Linked DNA regions of Homo sapiens: region 2 is linked to region 1. The links are chromatin loops, found by intact Hi-C in ENCODE. Cell type or tissue: Calu3. All regions are shown on one strand. Links, peaks and the distances in the headings refer to the core of each region. The heading gives the core; the rest is flanking DNA. Region 1 overlaps FSTL5 (follistatin like 5). Region 2 has its middle 700 kb from the start of FSTL5-AS1.

The links. Hi-C counts contacts between places; a loop is a spot of excess contacts. Peaks named below come from ENCODE experiments on the same cell type or tissue, not always from the same donor. Only the 100,000 strongest peaks of a DNase experiment are listed, where the experiment ranks them.
Region 2: a loop joins it to region 1, with 3 times the contacts of the local background. A loop is called at or near these places in 5 of 110 quality-filtered maps.

The regions. Positions count from the first base shown.
Region 1 is chr4:161,415,044-161,423,399 of GRCh38, forward strand. All of the region lies in intron 15 of FSTL5 (follistatin like 5), which reads right to left. Among named protein-coding and RNA genes, the nearest start is that of FSTL5-AS1, 600 kb to the right of the region's middle. In Calu3, for the core only: no CTCF peak of the experiment used is centred there; a DNase peak (open chromatin) is centred at 5,038.
Region 2 is chr4:161,317,027-161,325,382 of GRCh38, forward strand. No RefSeq gene overlaps it. Among named protein-coding and RNA genes, the nearest start is that of FSTL5-AS1, 700 kb to the right of the region's middle. In Calu3, for the core only: a CTCF peak has its summit at 3,599 (motif pointing right); a DNase peak (open chromatin) is centred at 3,575.

The DNA of each region.
Region 1 (8,356 bases), core at 344-8,343:
TAAATTATACCTATTATCATTAAGAATAATGGTACGATGTCAAGAAAATACATTAAAATTACAAAAATACAAATATCACTCACCAGCTTATTCTTTTCAAAACTTTATATCATTTCACTGAGAAAATAAGATACATAAATATATTTAAGAGTTACAATATACAATGCTGCCCACCCCCAGCTTGGGCCAGCATTGTTTGTCTCTTCACTTTTTTTTGGTTTTCTTTTTTTGAGCTGGAGCTTCACTCTGTCGCCCAGGCTGGAGTGCAATGATGCAATCTCTGCTCACTGCAACCTCTGCCTCCCGGGTTCAAGTGATTCTCTTGCCTCAGCTTCCTGAGTGGCTTGGGTTACAGGCACCCACCATCATGCCTGGATAATTTTTGTAGATTTGTAGAGATGGTGTTTCACCATGTTGGCCAGGCTGGTCTCGAACTCCTAACCTCAGGTGATCCACCCGCATCAACCTCCCAAAGTGCTGGGATTTCAGGCGTGAGTCACCACGCTCGGCCGTCTCTTCACTTTTGAGCCCCACTTAGCTGCTTTGGCTTTAAAATAATTTCTCATCTTTTACCTACTCAAAAAGAGATATGTTGTATTATAGGGGATACATATATATATAGAGAGAGAGAGAGAGAAAGAGAGAGAAAGAGAGAGAGAGAGAACATATATATATATGGGAGATATATATATGTATGATATATATACACATATATATCATACATATAGGGGATATATATATGATATATATACACATATATATATCATACATATAGGGGATATATATATATATATATATATATATATCATTTCAAAGCACCAGCTGCTATTTGACATTGTTCTTTAATTTATGTCTACAACGGGTAAGTGAGTGATGATAGCCTGCGCAGATCATTTCTTTATTCACAGCACTCAGATTTTTTAAAATGCCATATGGAGAAATATTTCAGCATAGTCAATACATAAGACAATGTTTACTCTAATTCCACATCTTTATTCGTTGATGAGCTTTTTGAGGCCAATTCATCAACCTATATAGATGGAATGGCAAGTGTTTTCCCTAAAGCACAATGATCTACTGCAACACATAATTTTGTCGTTATTATCCCAAGAGAAAAATTAAAAAGCTCCATGTGATAGAAGGGTCACCAAATGCTGTTCTTTTTCTCTGATGAGTATGAAAGGTTAAATGTATTGTCAGATTGCCATGGCTCATCAGAATAAACAATTCAGTTTAGACAACTGACAGAGCCAATGACCTTTCATTCAACTTCTTTAATTTATTTGTGCCATTAACAACTTTAAAATAGTCATAATATATCTTTCACAAGCTTTTTCTGTTTGTTGTGTTTATGTCTATGCAAGATTTTCTTTCCCTACTATTTGGCTATTTTATTTTAAATATGAATAAAATCATTACTTGCTCTGTCATCATGAGAGCTTCAGATACATACAATGTGTTAATCCACCAGCACATTTTTCTGAATTAATTTCTGTAAGTTTAAAAAATACTCTGCATGGGCCAGGCGTGGTGGCTCACACCTGTGATCCCAGCACTTTGGGAGGCCCAGGTGGGGGGATCACAAGATCAGGAGATGGAGACCATCCTGGCTAACATGGTAAAACCCCATCTCTACAAAAAATAACAAAAAATTAGCCGGGTGTGGTGGCGGGCGCCTGTAGTCCCAGCTACTCGGGAGGCTGAGGGAGGAGAATGGCATGAACCCGGGAGGTGGAGCTTGCAGTAAGCCAAGATCATGCCACCACACTCCAGCCTGGGTGACAGAGCGAGACTCCATCTCAAAAAAAAAAAAAAAAAGAAAGATTCTTCATGAAACCATTACCCATTATTGATGCAATTTCTACTCTGTGTAAATAAATTGACTATATTCTAAAAGAAGCTCATCTCTACCTATCTCTTTTCTATTAATCTTTACATATAGCTCACATTTAATACAATGTTTATTATTAAAAGTGTCTTGGGTTTTTATTTAGAAGACTGGTGATATTTATATTAATTTGTCTATGGTAAAACTGGGTTTATGTCATTAGTTTATATGTTATTTAGTTTAAAGTCACATATGCAGTATGCTATACTAAAATCTCTGCATTCAACAGTCTCTTTTTATGTTGCTTATTTAACAAGCAGAAATAACGCTATTTTATGCTTCAACAGTAGCCTAATTCTGAAGTAGCATATGAAATAGATATTTAACTGTTTTTGTTTGTTTGCTTTAACTCTAGCTAATTTTGCACAACAACCAATAACTCTTCCTGTTAATGCAACCTGAGTGCACTACTCCCTCTTTTAATCACGCCATTCATAAAATGATTTGTATGTATTATTTCATTCTAATTTGCAGTAATGTCACCTTACATTTCAGCTAAATTTATAGAGTTGCTATTTTATTTAACATGCTTTATTCTTTCCTGGCATTTACAATTTCCTCTTTTCATAGTGTGCTGTTTAAAAACCAGCCTAGATACTAGAAATAGGTATTGTATGTGAAATGTCATTATACTTGAGGAATTTACAGTTGATTAAGAATTAAGATTTGGGCCCGGGGGCCAGGTTACCTGCCTTCAAATCCTACCAAATACTACGTATCCCTCAGGGATCTAGTTTCCTCATCTGTAAGATACGAATATAAATAACATTTACTCATGGGGGTCTTGTGCAAAGGAAATTAGTTAAATCACATAACACAAATAGAACAGCATCTTGCACATACTTCCACGTTTGTTTGTTAAATAAACACTTAAAAGAGATGCTAATGGATACATAAATTACTTTGGCACCATGTACTTGGTGTTAGGATTAGTCATGAAGTTCCATTGGAAAATGAACAATTTACACAGACTGATGGAGATTATGAAAGTCTTTCTGGAGGAAATTAAGTACAGCAGGTCCTTCAACAAGGTTGTTTAGTTCAACATCGTTTCATTATAAGATTGATGAGAAAAAAAATCAATTCCCAGCCAGGACTACTGACTATGTGAAGCTTACAAGTGCTCCCAATGTCTGGGTGGGTTTAGCTCAATTCATCTGTTTTCCTCCTGCAGCCCAATGATGCGTACATTAAGTTCATTGGTGTGTTTACATGGCACCAGTCTAAGTGTGAGTGTGGGTGAATGTGTGTGAGTGTGCCCTGCTATGGGATGGCATCCTGTCCATGGCTGGTTCCTCCCTTGCACTCCAAGCTGCCAGGATAATCTCTGTCCGCCATGACCCTGAACTTGAATTAGTGCGTTAGAAAATAAATAAATGAATGAATATAAATTACTGACAAACAAAAATTTGTAAAACAGATGATAATCATACAAATGCATGACAATAAATGATACAGTACAAAAGCACTCAGCGAGCCCACCTTATTTGTTACTGCTTGTTTTTGACTGCAAGGTGGGAAGTGGTGCTCCTTATAATTTTTGATCTGCAAATATTTATTTCTTGATTTAAACCACCACCATTACGACAGTGATCACTCACTAATTCACCAAAAGTTTGATAAATAAAATAATTATATTGCTATTTTCTATTAATCTTTATGTATAGCTCACATTTAATACAAAATATTTATTATTAAAAGTGTCTTGGGTTTTTATTTAGAAGACTGGTGATGTTCATATTACTTTGTCTATGGTAAAACTGGGTTTATGTCATTAGTTTATATGTTATTTAGTTTAAAGTCACAATTTCCAAGAACCTATTAATGATGGTAAGGACTTACTGTACTGAAAAATATTAGTCAGATAAAGACAGGACAAAACCCATCCAAATGTTGGGAACAAAATAGGCAACATAGTCTGTAATATCAAATACAAGCTGCCTTGCATTATACAAGTGAAATGTGTATAGCAAAGATGTATTTCATTCTTGTTTTTAAGCTCCTTGAGATATAAGTCTTCGGTTAGCCCATCTGCAGTACTTGTAGTCTCTAACACAGAGCTTTAATATAAGAGTCACTCATCATCTCATGCATTATTCCCAAAACAGCTTCCTAAACATCTTAAACACACTTCTCAATCACATTTCAATCTATTTCATGTAGAGCTTCCAGGATAACCTATAATACACACATACTCCCTTAAAAGAAGGACAGACTGAAGAACTTCAGTTGCTGTTTTTTACCAATGGCATTGAAGCCATAGTCTCTCTTCTGGCACTAGTCATATTTTTTCATAGTTTATGTCCTCTTTATTATTTGCCCAGCCTTTGTAATCATTTAAGTCATTTTTCTTCTGTCTAAACCATACATATTTGCCAAATAGTTGCAACAAACATGATTTTCCTACCAATTACATATGTATTTTTGCATAGCATTTTAAAAATAAGGACATTAAAAAAATGTAGTGGGATAAGCAGGCAAAGCACCAGCCAATAAAGAAAGAAAAAAGGAAGAAAATACTCCTAAAGAAAAGAGGTAAGTTTCTGAATACTGTTTCTGACTACCATGTCCTTAAGGAATGTCTGTCCTGAGGTCTTGTCCTTAGATTTCGACTTCCACATTACCTTACAGTTTGCCAACCCCCTTGTTCTGAGAATCTAATCTCCACAACCAGTAATGACACTTTTCTAATGAAAATTAGATTCTATCACATCTCTGGTCAAAACTTCCAATGGCATTCACCTCACTCAGAATAAATTGCAACTGGCCCTGTCTCTCCAAACTCATCTCCTAACTATAAAGATGAGATTCATAGGTTCAGGAATCAAAGGGTGGAAATTGGAGTGGCCCCAGTCACTGTTATACCAGTGACCTATTAGCAGAATTTCCTATTTCTGCAACTTTATGTTCTGCTGGCCTAGAGGTCTTAATTGCAGAGGGAGGAATGCTTCCACCAGAAGACACAATAACCATTCAGCTGAAGAGGAAGTTAAAACTGTCACAAGGCCAGTTTGAGTTCCTCATGCCTCTGAATCAACAGGCAAAGAAGAGAGTTATGGTGCTGGCTGGGGTAATTGAGTTTGATCACCAACAGGAAACTGCTGCTCTGCAATGGAGGTAAGAAAGAATATGTCTGGAACAAAGAGGGCCCCTTGGGGCGTCTCTTAGTATTACAGTAGCCTATGATTAAGGTCAACAGAAAACTACAATTTATTCCTGATAGGACTACTAATGATATAGACTCTCCAGGAACCAAAGTTTGGGTAACCCCACCAGGTAAAGAACCACAACCAGCTAAGGTGCTTACTGAAGGAAAAGGGGATACAGAATGAGTAGTGGAAGAAGGTAGTTATAAATACTAGCTACGGCCATGTGACCAGTTACAAAAACAAGGACTAGCAATTGTCATAAGTATCTCCTCCTTAGTTTGTTAAGAAAATGTGCCTGTATGTAAGGTGTGCATGTGTGTCAGTGTGTGTGTATGTTAAGCAAATATCTTTAAGTATCTTTTGATTTAAAGAGAGGGTTGTTTTCTTTCCTCTCTTATTTCCTTACCATGCAACATAAGATATATTGACTTTATTATAATATTAAGTATTTAAGTGTTGTCAATTTTATATCACAGTATTTGAGTTAAAGAATATCAAGGGGAAGAGTAAAAGCCAATACCTGATAATAAATCTCTTCATATAGTCATATATTCAATACCATATATATGCTGTATATGCAATATTATTTATATGGCATATATATTTCCATGTATTGAGGATATGAATACCATTCATATTGAATATATTCAATACCATATATATGCCTTACTACATAATATTATATAGATAGCATATATATTTTCATGTATTGAATATATGAATATTGAATATATAAATACATGAGATTTATTATATCTATTATATAGGCCATAACATATATATTATGTGTATGGTATTAAATATAAATAAATAAATAAATATGTATATATGGTATTGGTTCTGTTTCTCTAGAGAAACAAGATTAATATAGTTGGCATTACATAATTTTCATATTTCATTGTCTATTAATATCTATACATTTCTATTGTAAAGGATTATTACAGACAGTGTAAATGTTATAAAGAAAGTACTCAGTAGAGGCTGGGCACTGTGGCTCATGCCTGTAATCCCAGCACTTTGGGAGGCCGAGGCAGGCGGATCACGAGGTCAGGAGATCGAGACCATCCTGGCTAACACTGTGAAACCCAACTCTACTAAAAATACAAAAACATTAGCCGGGCGTGGTGGTGTGCACCTGTAGTCCCAGCTACTCAGGAGGCTGAGGCAAGAGAATGGCATGAACCCGGGAGGTGGAGCTTGCAGTGAGCCAAGATCGCGCCACTGCACTCCAGCCTGGGCTACAGAGCAAAAGACTGTCTCAAAAAAAAAAAAAAAAGTACTCAGTAGATAGCCTAGCACAAAATAATGTGCGTGTATCAAAGACATTATTTCTTCTTCTAGTGTAAGGTTACTACATTTTCAGTTCTACACAAGATAGTTGTATCAGGTGAGCTGGAACTTTGTTATTGCCTTCATTTGGAGATTAGGGTTTAAGGAGGTGTGCATGGGTTCCAAGTTGAAAAGGAGTGGACCTGTGATGCTTAATTTTATGTGTTGACTTGACTGGAACACAGGATCCCCAGATAGCTGATTGAATATTATTTCTGGGTATGTCTGTGAGAGTGTTTCTGAAAGATTCACATTTGAATTGGTGGACTGGATGAGGCAGATGGCTCTCCCTAATGTGGGTGGGCATCGTCCAATCTGTTGAGGGCTTGAATAGAACAAAAAGGAGGAGGGAGCTTAAATTTGCTTTCAGCCTGACTGCATGAGCTGGGGCATTGGTTTTCTACTGCCGTAAATGCTCTTGATTCTCAAATCTTTAGAAAATGGCTGGAACCTACACCATCAGCTTTCTAGCTCTCAGGCCTTCAAACTATACCACCAACTTCTCTCAGTCTCCAGCTTGCAGACAGCAGATTGTGGGACTTTTCAGCCTTCATAATTGCATGAACCAATACCTTATAATAAATCTCTTTATATATTCATATATTCAATACCTTATATGTGCTATGTATATTATATACGGCATATATATTTTCATGTATTGAATATATGAATATATGAAGAGATTTATTATGTATATTATATAGGTCATAATATATATAGGGTATTGTATATATGGTATTGGTTCTGTTTCTTTAGAGAAGCCAGACTAATATAGTTGGCATTACATAATTTCCGTATTTCATTTTTTATTAATATCTATAAATTTCTGTTGTAAAGGATTGTTTAGAACACTGTAAATGTTATAAATTAAGTACCCAGTAGATTGCCTAGCACAAAATAATGTGTGTGTCTGTGTGTGTTAAAAAAATGTCTTTCGATGTAAAGAGCGTCTACTATTACTACTATTGATATTTTAATGAGAGTCATTATATTTCTGAACAGAAAAACAGTTTTTTCTCCTGAGCTAGTGAGAATCTTTTTAAAAGTCCAGAACCAATTTTCTTATTTTGATTACCTTTGAATATCTCGGAAACTAGGAAGTTTTGGAATGATCATAGAGAAGGTGATGATGGTGCCAAGAGAACTAAAAGCATGGAAGTGCTAGCATATCTCAGAGAACCTGAGCATCCACGCTGGACCTTAGGGCTGTATGTATCGCTAACCCTTGCTTTCTTCTAGCAGACTGTGTGCAGCAACAACAAAAACAGCAAGTGCTTTAAGCATTCCCTGCAGGACACCTAAGTACTACTCTTCAAAATACCCTAGGGAGTTTGCTTTATTTTTCTGAGATAAATCATACCACAATGCATCACATTTCTTCTTTAGGAAAAGAGAATACAAAAGAAGTCAGCGTTGCTTTGGAATGGGCCTATGGACCGAAAACACATTACAGCATAATACAACCCAATCACAGCTTCACTTATCTATTTGGAAAGGCATTTATATTACACTTATTACCTAGTACCTGTTAAAGCTGTTTATGGAGACCACAAGGAAGAAATAATTTTTATGCTTCTTTTAGCTTGCTATAAATTCAGAAACAATTTTGCTTGAACAGCTGATCTGTGAATTAATAATGAGAGACTATAACTTTTTTTCACTACACTATGTCAAGTACTTCCTTTATGTTTAAAAACTGATGAGGCTTAAAACTCCATTTCTTTACAGGAAACAGATTTCAAAGCCATATGGGACAATCACCATTTCCCTCATATGGAAAGTTCTTTCCAAGTTCATGACTTGACTAGTAAAAATAAATAAATAAAAACAGTGTTGAGTTTAGTATAAAATATTATGATCCTTCTTTAAAGGTTTCCTGGAAATAGTCTTCTAAAATATCCTGTGAAGAGTAATTTTTAGTAAAACACATTGTGATTTATCTCAGAAATGCTGGCTATCAAAAGTAACAACTGACTGAGTCTTTAATGAG
Region 2 (8,356 bases), core at 201-8,200, 98 kb before region 1:
CCAGTGAATAAGACAATAATCTTGTCTTGAAGAAACTTATGGTCCAGAAGAACTTAGGTAAATGCAGTAATGCACCACATAATGATGTTTTGGTGATTAACAGACCATATAAATGATGGTGGTCCCATAAGATTGTAATAGAGATGAAAAATTTCTGGCCCCTAGTGATGACATCATAGCCATCATAATATCATCATAGTGCAATACATTATCACACATTTGTAATGATGCTGGTGTAAACAAACCTACTGTGCTGCCGGTTGTATAAAAGTATAGCACATAGTCAGGCATGGTGGTTCACGCCTGTAATCCCAGCACTTTAGGAGGCTGAGGCGGGCAGATCACCTGAGGTTAGGAGTTCGAGACCAGCCTGGCCAACATGGTGAAATCTGGTCTGTATTAAAAATACAAAAAGAAAAACAAATTAGTCAGGCCAGGTGGCGGGCATCTGTAATCCCAGCTACTCAAGAGGCTGAGGCAGGAGAATTGCTTGAACCTGGGAGGCGGAGGTTGCAGTGAGTCGAGATCGCACCATTGCAACTCCAGCCTGGGCGACAAGAGCAAAACTCCATCTCAAAAAAAGAGTATGGCACATAAAATTATGTACTGTTGGTATTGATAATAAATGACAATGTTGCTGGTTTACTTACTTGTGATGCAATGCTTTTTAATTTTTTTTTTAGTATACTCCTAATTATTTTTTAAAGAAAATATTATAGTAATAGACCCTCAGGCAGGTCATTCAGGAGGCATTCCAAAAGAAGGAGAAGACAGCTCCATGGGTGTTACTGCCAGTGGGGCAAGTAGACCTTCCAGTGGAGTGAGATGTGGAGGCGAAGACAGTGATATTGATGATCCTGACCCTGTGGAGGCCTAAGCTAATGTGTCTTAGTTTTAACAAAAAACTAAAAAAACAAGATTAAAAATAGAAAAAAACTTACAGAATAAGGATATAAAGGGAGAAAATCTTTTTGTATAGCTGTACAATATACAATGTGATTATGTTTTTTTTTTATTATACTTTAAGTTTTAGGGTACACGTGCACAATGTGCAGGTTTGTTACATATGTATACATGTGCCACGTTGGTGTGCTGCACCCATTAACTCGTCATTTAACATTAGGTATATCTCCTAATTTTATCCCTCCCCCATCCCCCACCTCACAACAGGCCCTGGTGTGTGATGTTCCCCTTCCTGTGTCCATGTGTTCTCATTGTTCAATTCCCACCTATGAGTGAGAACACGCGGTGTTTGTTTTTTTGTCCTTGCGATAGTTTGCTGAGAATGATGGTTTCCAGCTTCATCCATGTCCCTACAAAGGACATGAACTCATCATTTTCATGGCTGCATAGTATTCCATGGTGTATATGTGCCACATTTTCTTAATCCAGCCTATCATTGTTGGACATTTGGGTTTGTTCCAAGTCTTTGCTATTGTGAATAATGCCGCAATAAACATACGTGTGCATGTGTCTTTATAGCAGCATGATTTATAATCCTTTGGGTATACACCCAGTAATGGGATGGCTGGGTCAAATGGTATTTCTAGTTCTAGGTCCCTGAGGAATCGCCACACTGACTTCCACAATGGTTGAACTAGTTTACAGTCCCACCAACAGTGTAAAAGTGTTCCTATTTCTCCACATCCTCTCCAGCACCTGTTGTTTCCTGACTTTTTAATGATTGCCATTCTAACTGGTGTGAGATGGTATCTTATTGTGGTTTTGATTTGCATTTCTCTGATGGCCAGTGATGATGAGCATTTTTTCATGTGTCTTTTGGCTGTATAAATGTCTTCTTTTGAGAAGTGTCTGTTCATATCCTTTGCCCGCTTTTTGATGGGGTTGTTTGTTTTTTTCTGGTAAATTTGTTTGAATTCATTGTAGATTCTGGATATTAGCCCTTTGTCAGATGAGTAGATTGCAAAAATTTTCTCCCATTCTGTAGGTTGCCTGTTCACTCTGATGGTAGTTTCTTTTGCTGTGCAGAAGCTCTTTAGTTTAATTAGATCCCATTTCTCAATTTTTGCTTTTGTTGCCATTGCTTTTATGTGATTATGTTTTAAGCTAAGTGTTACAAGAACAGTCAAAAATTTAAAAAACTTAAAAAGTGTATGAAGTAAAGGAAATGTTACAGTCAGTGAAGGTTAATTTATTATTGAAGAAAGGAAAAACTATTGTTCATTAATTTAATACAAACTAAGTGTCCAGTGTTTTAAAGTCTGCAGTAGTGCACAGTGATGTCCTAGGCCTTCACACTTACTCTCCACTTACTCACTGACATATCCACAGCAACTTCTAGTCCTACAAGCTCTATTCACAGAAAGTGCCCTATACAAGTTTACCATTTTCAATCTTTTATACCATATTTTTACTGTACCTTTTCTGTTTAGATATGTTTGGATGCACAAATACTTCCCTCTGTGTTACAATTGCCTACAGTATTGAGTACAGTAACATGCTGTACCGATTTGCAGCCTAGGAGCAATAGGCTATACCAGGGGTCCCCAGTCCCTGGGCCAGGAACTGTTCCATGGCCTGTTAGAAACTGGGCCACACAGCAGGAAGTGAGAGAGCGGCAGGTGAGTGAGCAAAAGTTCAACTTTATGCCTGCTCCCCACTGCTTGCATTACCGCCTTAAAGTCTGTCTCCTATCAGATCAGCAGCAGAATTAGATTCTCATAGGAGTGTGAACCCTGTTGTGATTTGTATGTGTGAGGGAGATTGCAGATTCCTCATAAGGATCTAATGCCTGAGTATCTGTCACTGTCTCCCATCACCCCCAGATGGGACCATCTAGTTATGGGAAAACAAGCTCAGGGCTTCCACTGAACCTACATTATGGTGAGTTACATAATTATCTCATTATATATTGCAAGTGTATTCCTCTGTCTTCAAGCTGCTAATAAAGATATAACCAAGACTGGGCAATTTACAAAAGAAAGAGGTTTAATGGACTTACATTTCCACGTGGTTAGGGAGGTCTCACAATCATCGCAGAAGGCGAAAGGCACATCTCACACGGTGGCAGACGAGAGGAGAGAATGAGAACCAAAAGAAAGAGGTTTCCCCTTATAAAACCATCAGATCTTATGATACTTATTCACTATTACAAGAATGGTATGGGGGGAACTTCTCCCATGATTCAATTATCTCCCACTGCATCCCTCCCACAACAGGAGAGAATTATGGTAGCTACAATCCAAGATGAGATTTGGGTGTGGACACAGCCAATCAATGAGGTAATAATAAAAATAAAGTGCATAATAAATGTAATGTGTTTAATTATCCCAAAACAATCTCCCCCGCTCCAGTCTGTAGAAAAATTGTCTTCCATGAACCCCATCCCTGGTGGGGACCATATATTCTTGTCAAGGGAAAAGGGAAAAGGAGAGAAATTGAGACTTTTCTGTGGTTCTTATACATGGGAATCCATATGACACTATACTAGGTCCCCTTTGAGAAAAAATTAAATGATGACATCTGGAGGTTTTGGGACGAACATGCGACCCATGATATTTACTGCCTTGTGGTCCTTATCTGCCAGCAGGTGGAGCCCTTTAGGCCATTTCAGGTGACAATGACCATGTGTTCCCACTGCTGAGTGCATTATCAGCATTGACATTTTGGCTACTGGTGGCACAGAACATCACTGCCGCCTGAATGCCCCCTAACAAGTAAGAATTTGAGTCGTAACAGCAGGGAAAAAATCCACTCCTGTCTTCTATCTAAATTACTCAAAGGGTTATTCAACAAAAGTAGTACTGCATATTAAGTGGAGAAAAAGACATTACTTTGTTAACTCGGGACTCGATACAAATTACTCTGTCATAGCATAACAGCACACTTTGGCTAGTCAAAAAGGTCTTCAGGTCGTGGAGACTGACAATGGATTGTTTCAGACTGAATGCCAAGGCTATGTGGATGGGAAGCCAAAAATCTTCCAGATACAATCAAATAAAATGTTTAACTATGGCTAACTCTGGCAGCATTCACTAATAAAAGGGAGGTCCTACAGCTGGAAAGCCCCTTTGGGTACTGGCCCCAGCATATACTTCACTTGAGTGTTCCTTTTGTCCCTTTTGTCAGGATTACCAGCAACACCACCAACTTTGGATGAGGCTCTTTGCAGCAGCATGTCTTGAAAGCATTCAACAAGTCGTGGTTCCAGTACTACCTTTAAAATTTTAGAGGCTGCTAACCCAATAAAATTACAGATGTCTGCAATCTCCATGCCTGCAGGTTAGAGTCTGTGGCAACACAAAACTTCCAGTGGGGTGCACAAGCCTCTTGAATTTAAACACATAAATTGCCTGAGGCAGCCAGAAGATATACCCCTTTTGAAAATTAACTCCTTGCTCACTGCTGGACACTGGTGGAGATTGAGCATCTATGGCTGGAGTGTCATATGCAATACGTGTGACAAACTCTATTTACACTGGGAATGTTTCTGGAGCCTTGGGGGACCAGCTCACAATGGATCCTAAGATGATTTTGTCCCTTACAGCCCTATCTGTAAGAAATAAACAGGCTTCATATAACTTGTTGCATGTGAGTGTGTCTGTCTCACTGAACTCAGACAAGCCAGAAACCAGGACATAGTAAACCTATTTTGCAGTGGATCAAAATGTGTGTTATAGACTGAATGCTTAGGTCTCTCCCAAATTCTTATGTTGAAATCCTAACACTCAATGGGATGTATTTGGAGGCAGGGCTTTTGGAATGTGATTAGATCAGTCTAGTGCCCTTATAAAAGAAACTCCAGAGAGTTTCCCTGCTGCTCCCACTCTGTGAGGACACAGCGAAAAAAAGATGGCCTTTAGGGACCAGGAAGCTGGCCTTCAGCAGATAATCAATCTGCTAGCACCTTGATCTTGGACTTCCCAGCCTCCCAGAACTTTGAGAAATAAGTTTCTTTTGTTTATAATTGACTCAGACAATGGTATTCTGTTACTGCAGCCTGAATAAACAAACACAATGAATTGAGTCTGAATTCAGGATACAAAAAAAATGTGAAAAGTTTGTATGCAGGAGAATTTGTGTCTGAAGTAAGATAAGAATATTTGATAAAAAGAAAAGCAGCCATATTCAAGAGTTGGAGGAAATATCAATAGGATAAGGTTATTCATTTCATGATTGATGGATAAATATGCTCACAATGGGATGTAACTAATTAAGATCTTCTGGCTTCTGGCATGATGTTACTTATTGAATTAGAGAAAATAGAAGTTGGAATTAAGTTTTGGATGTATTAAGAAGAATTACATATTAGTACTGTGGAAGTGCTAAGCAGAATTATTTTATAGCTTCTCTGAAACTCAGAAATTGATCTTGACTGAAAATAAATATGCACCAGAAATGGGTACACCAAGGGCATAGAGAACAACGTAAAAACTTACCACAATATGTTATGTTGTAAAGCAATATTTTTGACATGCTCAAAATCAACATTATAAATGCATGTAACTGAAATAGTTTGCGTCTAAATTTAATACTGTATTACTCATTCCTCTGTCCTTAAATCATTGAAAATATCAAAGATTACCAAAACACAGCTTTTAAAATGTAGCAGTATAAAATTATTCCTAACTATTTGCAGTTGTACTGCTGGAGACATTAAATATCACCAGCGAATGTTATTTACTACTATCAGCCCTGAAATATGCTAGCTTTACCACCCACACTGTACCATTCCAACCAGCATCCATGTTATCTCTTAAACTCTAGTTCAGGATGATCTACTATGACTGTGATGTGGATTTGTTTATTTTTACATATAATAGCTTCCAGGGCAAATCAATGGAAGTGCAGGATTTTTTTTCTTTCTATCCTGTGAGATGAGAATTAAAATGAACAAGGCTACTGACTAGATATACTTGGTATTATGGTTTGAATGTGTTTCTGCAAAATTCATATGCTGGAACTTAAACTTCAAGGTGATAGTTTTAAGAGGTGGGGTCTCTTGGCAAGTGTGGTCTCTTGGCTCTGACCTCAAAAATGGAATTAATGCCATTAAAAAGAGGGTTTGGAGAACTGCTGGACCTCCCATCTCTTCTGCCATGTGAAGAAGCAGCAGGAATGTACAATCTTGGAAGTAAAGAGTAGCCCTCGTCAGACATAGAATCTACTGGTGCCTTGATCTTGTACTTCGTAGCCTCCAGAGATGGATAAATAAATTTCTACTATTTATAAATTATAAATTCTGTGGTATTCTGTTATAGCATCAGGAACAGGTTAAGACACTTGGTAAATGTGGTGGTACAGTATATATGTTTATAAAATCCTCATATTAAAAGACATTAAGGGAATGGAGAAAAATAGTGAACTTTCCATTGCAGCAAATGCTAACAAGTATTTTGATTTGAAATCTAGTAATTAAAGGAAAGTAAAAATAGTCTTATACATATTTGAATTATATGTCATGAAATAAACTATCCACACACAGCACTGAAATTATGCTTAGTACATCAATTAATTTTGTCTTATCATACACAGATCTATTTAATATCACTGTGAAAACTTATTTAAGAGTTTAAATACAATATATCCTATGTAATGTGGCTATATTAATATTTTCAGATAGTTTAGGCAGAACTGTACTGACTCTGTCATTGTCTGAATGCTCTCTTTCAAAATACTGGAGAAAGGTTTTACTATTAACGTTTATTTATTTTATGTGGTCCTACAATATTTCTCAACTTATTTATTTCTTTAGTAGTCATCATTATATATATAATATTATCAAAATATGCTTTTCAAGTACTGTATTTCTGTGTTTGGGGATCCTCCATCTATAATATGTACTTAAATAATGACATTTCTCAGTTCTATCTTTCATGGAAATTTCTATAACCTCTATTTCTCATGAATGACAAGAGATCTCTATATGGAAGATAGATAACTATTTATATCTCATCAGTAGAGTTACCTATAATTTGCACATTTTTAGTAAGTCCAATTTTTAGAAATGATAGTATATAAACACTGTGTCTGATTATATAAGATTGCAGGATTATATGAGATTCAGCAAATAACTATTGTAGCTTTAAAAACTAGTATAAAGTATGAATATTATGAATGTTTACTATATTTTAAAATAAAATATGGAAGTTAGAAAGCTGTATGTCACACTTTGTACTTTGTTCATATTTAACTTCAAGGCATAATAATTGAAACTTATTGCTTTGAGAACTACAATCATCAATATAGTTTTCTTACTTTTCACTACAAAATTTCTTTCCAATTCTTTCTGTCTTTGAATTATACATTCGGAAATATACCACACATTTTAAAGATGACTGTATTACATTTAGAATAATAATACATCAATTTTTGTGTTACAATTATAAATTTTGTATTTATAAGATATTGCTAAATTCTGAAGTTAAAATGATGCCCGAATAGCCCTATTATAAATTAATAAACTACTATTAAATATTCATCCACTAATGTTTTCCTTACCAATGTTGTAAACATTCATTTTTCATTTGGGCACCAGCTATTATTTACTACATAAGCTATAGAGTAATAGTTCTTTTATGTCTTCTCTCAAACTTGATTTCGTATAATAGAAAAAAAATCAGTGTAGAATGAAAAGACATAGGTCCAAGGGCTAACCATGTTGAGTGATTTTGTTGAGGACTTTCTTCTTTGCTGAATCTCATTTTTCAAGTGACAGCGAGCGCTAGTGGAGTTGAGTGAAATAATATCATCATGACAATTTCTTCCCATTCTAAAGTCTACTTTTTTGCTGATGGACACCCTCCATATATTTGTTTCTTGAATCTGTGACTTTGTTAATAACATTCAGCATTTTCATTATTATGGTTGTTTTTATTTTCATATTTAGTGTTGTCTTTCCTGAGATGGTATGAATATCACTTTAAGTGAGGATACATATTATTCTGTACTGAATACATTATATAACTGTTTTACTCCCAAATATATATACCTATATGAGAAATTATTGGAGAGAGGGAAACCCAACCAAATTAGACCTGTACTCAAGAAGCTTCCATTGTAGCAGAAGATAGATATGGGAACAGCACACTTAGTAAAATACATTTATATTGAGCGTGTTTATAATCTATAGCATCTCCTATAATTTGTACTGATAACACAGAAAACTCAGATCAAATAAGATTGAAATCTCTGAAAATATATTATGAAAGAGATAACTTTTGAGCTACTTGACAATAGATTAACTTCTACCATGCAAAGATTTTTGAGAGAGGGTTTCAGTGAGAGGCAATGTTTTTAGTCCCTTTTGTGCTGCCATAACAGAATACCTGAAACTAAGTAAATTACAATGAATAGAAATATATTAGCTGACATTTTAGAGGTTTGGAATTCTCAG